Regions from separate parts of the Homo sapiens genome. Here region 2 is linked to region 1. A link is a contact called in ENCODE Hi-C or POLR2A ChIA-PET data. All regions are on one chromosome and are shown on one strand. The core of a region is the stretch at or near the end of the contact, and the rest is flanking DNA. Distances in the headings are between cores, read along the strand shown.

The links. Hi-C counts contacts between places; a loop is a spot of excess contacts on that map. ChIA-PET counts read pairs that join two places held with the same protein, here RNA polymerase II (POLR2A). Pooled maps may share reads with other maps.
Region 2: a map with no recorded cell type shows a loop between it and region 1 (11-fold over the local background). The contact joins the promoter of CCDC136 here to the promoter of METTL2B in region 1. A Hi-C loop is called at or near these places in 1 of 37 single-sample maps with no recorded cell type and 7 of 50 pooled maps. POLR2A ChIA-PET finds 5 or more read pairs at or near these places in 1 of 52 experiments (activated CD4-positive, alpha-beta T cell).

The regions. Positions count from the first base shown.
Region 1 is chr7:128,474,177-128,478,405 of GRCh38, reverse strand. It overlaps METTL2B (methyltransferase 2B, tRNA N3-cytidine), which reads right to left and starts at 1,658. Exons shown (of 9, transcript NM_018396.3): 1 at 1,531-1,658; 2 at 1,233-1,324. The coding sequence starts at 1,640. RefSeq lists enhancers at 1,382-1,551, 1,772-1,821.
Region 2 is chr7:128,789,789-128,793,904 of GRCh38, reverse strand. It overlaps CCDC136 (coiled-coil domain containing 136), which reads right to left and starts at 1,937. Exons shown (of 18, transcript NM_022742.5): 1 at 1,478-1,937. The coding sequence starts at 1,493. RefSeq lists silencers at 2,554-2,822, 2,361-2,830.

The DNA of each region.
Region 1 (4,229 bases), core at 409-2,908:
GGTGGTGCACACCTGTAGTCCCAGCTACTCGGGAGGCTGAGGCAGGGGAATCGCTTCAACCAGGGAGGAGGAGATTGCAGTGAGCTGAGATCGCGCCACTGCACTCCAGCCTGGTGACAGAGCGAGACTCCGCCTCCAAAAAAAAAAAAAAAAGTATGGACAGTTTAAATGAAGGCTGTTTTTAAGGTGATCATGACAGTCCCAGATTTCAGTTTACTGCTCTTGCCAGTTCAGGGGGCCTTGACTAGTGTAGTAGAAAGAATAAAAACCTAACAAATTGAGCAGGACGGTGACAATGGAAGTTGGAATCCACTAAGAAGTGTGTTAACAACTCACAACTCACCTGCTGAATCAACCAAGACTCCCTAAGAAACAGGATTTTAGTTCCACTACTGCTACTACTGACTGCTTACCTCTGGGAAAAGCACTTAATGTCCTGTGGTCCAAGTGTCTTTAACTATAAAAAGAGAATATTGAACCACATGATTTTCAAAATCCCTTTTAACTATTAACTTGCTTTGATCTAGTTGCTGTCAGACTATGCAGGGTGAATGTTTTGTAACTGGAACCTTTTTGTTGTACAGAACTCTTTCAGCAGGTACTAAATTTGTAGTGCTATCTTCAATTGTCTGGAACAATCAGTCCTAGTTTTACTATCTAGGGATATTTTGCAGTGAAATCATCAACCTCTCAAGCAGGGGCCTCCTTTTCTTTGGCCAGACTTATCTCCACTCTGCTGCATCCACCTTTCCTTGACTGAAGCCCTAAATTCTCATAACCATCACACAAGTAATAGACACACAGTCACCAGTCATTAGCCCCCCTCCCAACAATATTTAGAATCTAATCACTTAAATGAAGCTTCAATGGAAACATCTCCTCATGGAAAATGCAAATCATGTAAAAAGTACAGGTTCTAAGATGATCGCGTGACCACACAGTTGTCATTGGCTAGCCATATCAACGTGGATCTACTCAACATAATTAAAGACAAAATTACCCTCCTCCAAAGTAAAACTATATATTAAAAAAACCCTCTACGACTTAAGATTTTGTTACAATGCAGCCCTTTTCCCTCCTTGCTCATCCCCTCCCTGTCCTGCTCTACTCCTGAGATCCGCATCAGGCCAGGAATAAAGGATGTGGGCGGCCGCGGTTCCCTGGCCTCTCCGGGAGGGCGCGTTCGGCAGTACGCTGGCTGTTGATACCAACGAGAGCCCATTTAAGCGCACCTTGTTTCTCCTGGCACACCCGCTGGATACTGTTCTCCTGGACTTTTCTCTCCGCCGCCGCGGCTTGCTCTTCCGACCACTCCACATTGTCCCTGAGAAAATCAAACGGGCAGCTTAGGGGCTTCACGTCCTGGCTGCGAGCAGGGTGAGTCGCTGGCCTAGGAGTTTCTCTCCCCTTGGAGAGTGCCTCGGGTAGGGCAGCTTGACTCGTGGCCGGCGGTCAGGGGCTTTTCGGAATGCTCCGAGGCGGCGGGACAGACGGCCAGCGACAGGCCGGGCGAGGGGGCAGGGTGATTACCAGGCATTGTGGTGGAAGACGCGCGCCGGATCGCTCAGGAACCGGCTTCCGAACTGCTGCCTCTTATCGGCGAGGATTGCAGGTGCACCTTCAGGGTAGGAGCCGGCCATGACACCGGAGCCGGAAACACTTCACTTTCCGTAACGCGAGAACTTCCTGCGGGCCACGCCCTCTTTCAGAAGACGTGGAGTCTGGGCGGGAAAAAGGGTGGCGGGACAGGGCGGTCCTGGAGTCTGGTCCGGGTGGCGCTCGGGAGCTGTCGTTTGGGGCTTTCCCAGGGTTGGCGAAGGGCTCTCTAGGGAAGGGGACCAGGCAGGGGGAAATTCTCCCCGGAGGAGTCGTATCTCATTGATGAGGTGCTGATGGACGTGCAGGTTAGGCAGAAAGTGGGAGACATTCCACTTGAGGCCCAGTTCATTGCTGGGATCCTCTTAACAGGTTCCCCAGCTTCCCTCAAGTTGTAAAACAGGAATAATCTTGAATCATTATAAGAGTTGAGGCTACCTAGTTCCACTGCGGAGCCGATGTCCAGAACTGAAGAAGGTAGCAAGCAGCGGAAAGAAACAGGGCAATTTCCAGCTTCTATAGTCAGCTCTTCATAGTGTGGGTGTATATGTATACACAGTGTGTATATATATTTTGGTTGGGGTGGGGGAGATGGATATATGAAATTAGAGAACACGAGGCTTAGCAAATCAAATGGAATATCCAAGGACAATTTTTTTTTAATTATAACCATCTAACCTTTTTGAATCATCCATATTATATTTATTATAATTATCCTTATTAGCACAATTAAGATTGTAATACACACATACAGTTTGTCATAGTAATACATTTCAGCCTTACATTTCTATTTCTAGATCTAATACAAATAGACTCTCAAAAGAATCTAGAAGAAAGTATGTTATAGACATAAGGTTATTTGAGAAGACTTCCAAGAGAAGCATGATGAATACCACTTGGAAAAGAAGGAAAGGGCAGAGACCAAACAAGGACCAGCCCAATATCTCTTGGACTTTATTTAATGTCATAATGTCAGAATAAAGGGAAAGATGAATTTTTTTAAAAAAGGAAAGGGTTAGTGCAGTGCTAGACATAGCACATTGGTAATTAGTACTTTTTTTTTTTTTTTTTTGAGACGGAGTCTTGCTCTGTTTCCCAGGCTGGAGTGCAGTAGCTGGATCTCAGCTCGTTATAACCTCCATGTCCTGGGCTCAGGTGATTCTCCTGCCTCAGCCTCCTGAGTAGCCGGGATTACAGGTGCGCGCTACCACACTCGGCTAATTTTTGTATTTTTAGTAGAGATGGGGTTTCACCATGTTGCCTGGGCTGGTCCTGAACTCCTGACCTCAAATGATCTGCCCACCTCGGTCTCCCAAAGTGTTGGGATTACAGGTGTGAGCCACCGTGCCCAGCCAGTAATTGTTTATTCCATTGTAAATTCTTTCTGTAGGTAAAACTACAGGGAGCAATGAATGATTCTATACTTTTCCTCCAAAGAAATGGGAACAAGCTCTAAGCCTCTCTAATCAGGAAGAAAAATACACAAGTTAATCAAAAAGATAGTAAAGAAGTTGTACTTCATTTGAAGACAATATGCTTTTGCCATTCTTGTGGTCTTTGGAAACATTTTGAACACAAGCTCCATACCCAGAAACAAGTACAAGGAATTTTTATCTTTTCTCAAGGCCAGCTGTTTGCAGATATGGTGGTTGATTTACATTTATTTCTGGCATCTTGTTTTCTCATCTGTGGGCTTTTATTCTCCCCTCACTAAAAGCTGTTAGTGTTCCCAATCAACAGTCCCACTGGATATTTTCTTGCAGACAGCTCATTGTCTTCACTTGAATTTACTATATTAGTTCCAATGGAGACATTTTAAATGTCAAACAGCTTTGGCCTTTTTTCTATGAAATGTGCTAAAGTATCCTAAACTTAATTTTATTTTTTATTTTTATTTATTTATTTATTTATTTATTTTTGAGACGGAGTCTCGCACTGTCTCCCAGGCTGGAGTGTAGTGGCGTGATCTCGGCTCACTGCAAGCTCCCTACTTCCCGGGTTCACGCCATTCTCCTGCCTCAGCCTCCCGAGTAGCTGGGACTACAGGCACCCGCCACCATGCCCGGCTAATTTTTTGTATTTTTAGTAGAGATGGGTTTTCACCATGTTGGCCAGGATGGTCTCAATCTCCTGACCTCATGATCCGCCCACCTTGGCCTCCCAAAGTGCTGGGATTACAGGAGTGAGCCACCGCGCCCGGCCTAAACTTAATTTTATACAATTATATTTGATTGGCCTGTAAAACCTATTTTTCGAAGCACCTAAAATAATTTTGCATAAGTTTGACATGGCTGTGAGTTCTCTGGTGTCAGACTTTATACTGGATTGTAGCTTCAGAAACGCCACGTTTCAGAGGAACTAAGGGTCCCTCTGGTGGTAAGTAAGGAGAACTCTTATAGCTCAGTGGGTGGCATGGGTTTAATGCTTGTAAAGGTTAAAAACTCTCATTCTGGATTATTGCCTTAGGTTGTTAGCCAAGGACAAGGGTAGTTAATTGTTTTTTTTGTTTTTTTTTTGTTTTTTGGTTTTTGTTTTTTGAGACGAAGTCTTGCTCTGTCGCCCAGGCTGGAGTGCAGTGGCATGATCTCGGTTCACTGCAAGCTCCACCTCCCGGGCTCAAGCCAGTCTCCTGC
Region 2 (4,116 bases), core at 688-3,187, 320 kb before region 1:
CATGCTGGCTCATGCCTGTAATCCTAGCACTTTGGGAGGCTGAGGTGGGTGGATTACTTGAGGCCAGGAGTTCCAAACCAGCCCGGTCAACATGGTGAAACCCCTTCTCTACTAAAAATACAAAAAAATTAGCTGGGCGTGGTAGTACACGCCTGTAATCCCAGCTACTTGGGAGGCTAAGGCAGGAGAATCGCTTGAACCTGGGAACTGGAGGTTGCAGTGAGGCGAGATCGAGCCACTGGCACTCCAGCCTGGGCAACAGAGTGAGTCTCCGTCTCAAACAAACAAACAAACAAAAACAACCAAACAAAAACTATCCAGGTGGCTTGTGAAAAATCAGCCTTTCCATAATAAGAAAACATTGCCCGTCAGCAGGTAGAGAAAGAAAATATCTGATTGTAGAGGTTTCATTGGACAAACTCGGGCGCCCTTTCAAATGTATATTATTAAATACCTGTTTGAAATTTTCTACAAGGTCCACCTTGTTTTTCCCTGCTGCATGTCACAAGGTCTCCTCTCCCCTAGCTGAGCCATATGAGGCCCCTCCTACTCTGCTGACCACAAAGTAGATTTCAGGGGAAGTTTTAGGCTGTACTTGTGTGTAAAAGAAAGCCTACCATTTTAATGCATTAAAAAAACTGGGGTTTGGTGCTGGCCCCCAGCCTCTGGTTGTGAGCACCCGCTCCTTTACTGCAACGCAGTCCCTATAAATAGCAAAATGTTGTCTGGATGGTGATTGTTTGCTTTGTTTTAAAATTCTGAATCTCTGGTCTTACTTTATCTAATATCAGCAGCCTTAGGTTCAACTGGGACCCTTCGTGCCATCTGTCCCCCTTAGGGGGAGCAGGTTTGCCCATACTGAATGTGCAACGTGCAACACTTCACAGGAAGTACTGGCAAATGGACCAGCGTCCTTCCAGGGGCCTGGTGTTGGCAGCAACTGCCAAGTCACATGGGTGTGGTGGGGATACACGTGTGTTGGGAGGATGGCCTCACGCGCCCCCTCCTAGGCTCTCTCTTTCAGGCAATAAGGTATCCTAAAGAACCAAAGCCACAGGCTTCCATTCGAAGTTAATGTTGGTGGCCCCAGAAAGACAATTCACATGCCCAGTTCCTTGCTTTTTAAAATAAGAGACAGCTTGGGATCTGGGTCGGCAGGCAGTGAGGACAAACCCCCTGCTGAAAGGCTGCTTCAAAGCTCTGTCCAACAAGGCCTCTTTCTCTGTCTGGCAGCTCCCTCGGGACACATAACCTGGTTAGCTGGGGGGTGATTGGGGTCCCGAAGGGATGCATCCTGAACTTCTGTCAAAGCCTGAGCCCTGGGAAGGGCTGGAGCTCTGAGCTGCAGGAAGAGGGGCTAAGATGAACTGAGGGAAGGGCTGTGTCCTGGCTCAGAGGCCTGGGGGTCAGAGGGAGGAAAGAAGGGAATTAAGGGAGGAGGGGAGGGGAAAGAAAGAAGCCTTTTGGGAAAACTCACCCTCCATAGCTTGCATCCCCCGTCGTTCCAGGGACCCCCAGCGTTGGCCCTTCTTCCTCTCACAGCCCTCGGAAGCCTCATAGGAGCCTAGAGTGGTCACTGTGGGTCCTGAGAGCAGGGAGAAAGGAGGGGCTGGGGGGTGGGGGGCTGGCTGCGGGCTGGGGTGCAGAGGAAAGAAGGGGACATGTCTTCCAGCTCCTCGAGGCTCTGGGATCTGTAATCCCAGTGGAGGTGCCTGACTCACTCTGGCGGCTCTGCGACTCCTCTCTCTCGGCCACCTCTCAGCCCTGCCTCCCAGCCTCCTCAGAACCCGCTGTTCCAGGACCCTCTTGCTTGCACAGAAAGAAAGAGGGGGTGTGCGTATTTAGTCCGGGGGGACAGGGAGGAGAGGGCCAAGACTGAAAGAGGGCGGGAGCCAGTGAAGAAGAGGCTGAAAGGCTGAGGTGGCCTACAGATGGAGGGAGGGAGGAGTGGGGGGCGTGCGGGAAGGGGTAGGGCTGCGACCGCTCCCCTCCCCTCTCCTCCCATTCTCTCGCTGGACCTTGCCCACCCCACCCTCGCCCCGCGCTCAGGAGTCTCCGGGGCTGCAGGAGGTGTAGGGTCTGCAGTCCCGAAGGCTGGAAGCACCGTCGGACTGAAGTGGAGAGACGCGCTGGGGAGGGACCACCAGGCAGGATGCGGCCGGTGCGCGGAAGCCTCAGTCCCAGGCCGGAAGGATGGAGACCGGGCCCCGGTGGAGGCCAGGATGGAGGGAGGAAGACTTTGGGCGGAGAAAGGGGAGCCGCGGAGGCCGGGAGCACCTGGGGGTCTGGAAGGAGGAGGGATGGAGGAGAGAAAGGAGGGGCGGTAGACAGGTGACGGAGGGGCGGCTCTGACCTGGGCCCGGGCAGCTCCAGCCCGCGGCTCCCGCGCCGGCTCCGGCGCCCGCCTCCATGACCGCTCCCGCCGCCGCCTTCCGCCTCCCTGAGCAGAAGCCGCAGCCGCGAGCCCGGGGACCCGAGCCGGGTGCGCAGGGAGGGAGGGAGGGCGGACGAGGGGGCGGGGCCTGGCCGGGCCTCCTGACACCGCCCCCCGCCGCTCGCCGCCGCCCGGAAGCCCTCCCAGCACTCGGGAGCTCCGAGCCCGTGCAGGGGGCGGCGCGGGAGGGTGAGCGCGACCCCGGATACGCCCCAAGGCTCTCCCCTAGAGAGCGCGGGGAGCCGCGGGGCCCGGACAGCGTCAGGAGCTCCTAGGCTTATGGCTGCCCCAAGAGGGAGGAGCGAGATCCCCTGGTTCTGGCGGCGGGTCCCCCCGGGGTCTGCTGTGCCCAGGGACCCTTCTGCACCAGGTGTCAGGGCCCGGTCATGCTCAGCAATGGGGACGGCAAAGGACGAGGTGGGACTGTTTCCTCCAAAAGCGCAGACACGCGCGCCCCTCCTTCCCTCCCTCCCCCGCCCGGCCGGCGCCCCCACCTAGCAGTCCGCGCTGACTCCGGCCCCAGGCCCTGCCCACCCCTGCCCGGTGGCCCCTCGGCAGCCTGGGGGCCGGAGGAGGGAAGTCGAGGCCCGGATGGGCGAACGGCAGGGCCCTGACCTCTCCGCTTTCCGCGACCCCCCACCGAGCCAGGGCCAAGGACCCTCTTAGGAGGAGCCCTCCGGTGGCCCCATCAAGCCTCAGGGCCGGAAGACCCCCTCTCCTCCGCCCTGTCTTCCCTTCCGGTCCCACACCCGGTGGGCTGCGAGCCACGCCCCCACAGTAGCCCGCTCAGAGTGGGCACGACTGATGTTCACTCTCGTGGAAGGGAGATTTGGAAGCCCAGGGGGCTTATTTCACGTCTTCAACCATTCGTTTATTCAGGCTATGACTACTGGGTGCCGGCTCTTGAAGAGGCAGTTCTCACATCTCGGCAGGTCTCGGCAAGGATAGAAGTGGGCACAGTTGGGAACAGGGGCTCCCCAGCACATCCAGGAAATGGCTGGAAGATTCCTAAGCCAGGGACACACGCGGATCCCCTCTCTGGCACATCCACTCACAGGTCGAGGGCTAGTATTGTCTGCGTTCCCCCCGCTGCAGGAAAGGGATCCGGATCCAGACCGCAACAGAGGGTTCTTGAATCTCACGCAAGAAAGAATTCAGGGAGGTCCATAGGATAAACTAAAAGCAAGTTTATTAGGAAAGTAAAGGAATAAAGAATGGCTACTCCATAGACAGAGCAGCCCCAAGGGCTGCTTTTTTTGGTTATTTCTTGATGATATGCTAAACAAGGGGTGGTTTATTCCTGACACCCCCTTTCAGACAATGTAGGGTAACTTTCTGATGTTGCCATGGCATTTGTAAACTGTCATGGCACTGGTGGGAGTGTAACAGTGTGAGGATTACTAGAGGTCACTCTCACTGCCATCTTGGTTTTAGTGGGTTTTGGCCGGCTTCTTTACTGCAAGGTGTTTTATCAGCAAGGTCTTTATGACCTGTGTCTTGTGCCAACCTCCTATCTCATCCTGTGACTTAGAATTCCTTAAACGTCTGGGAATGCAGCCCAGTAGGTCTCAGCCTCATTTTACCCAGCTTCTATTCAAGATGGAGTTGCTCTGGCTCAAATGTCTCTGACATCCCACAGGCTCCCACGTCCACAAGCCATCCCTGTTCCACGGGAAGGAAGC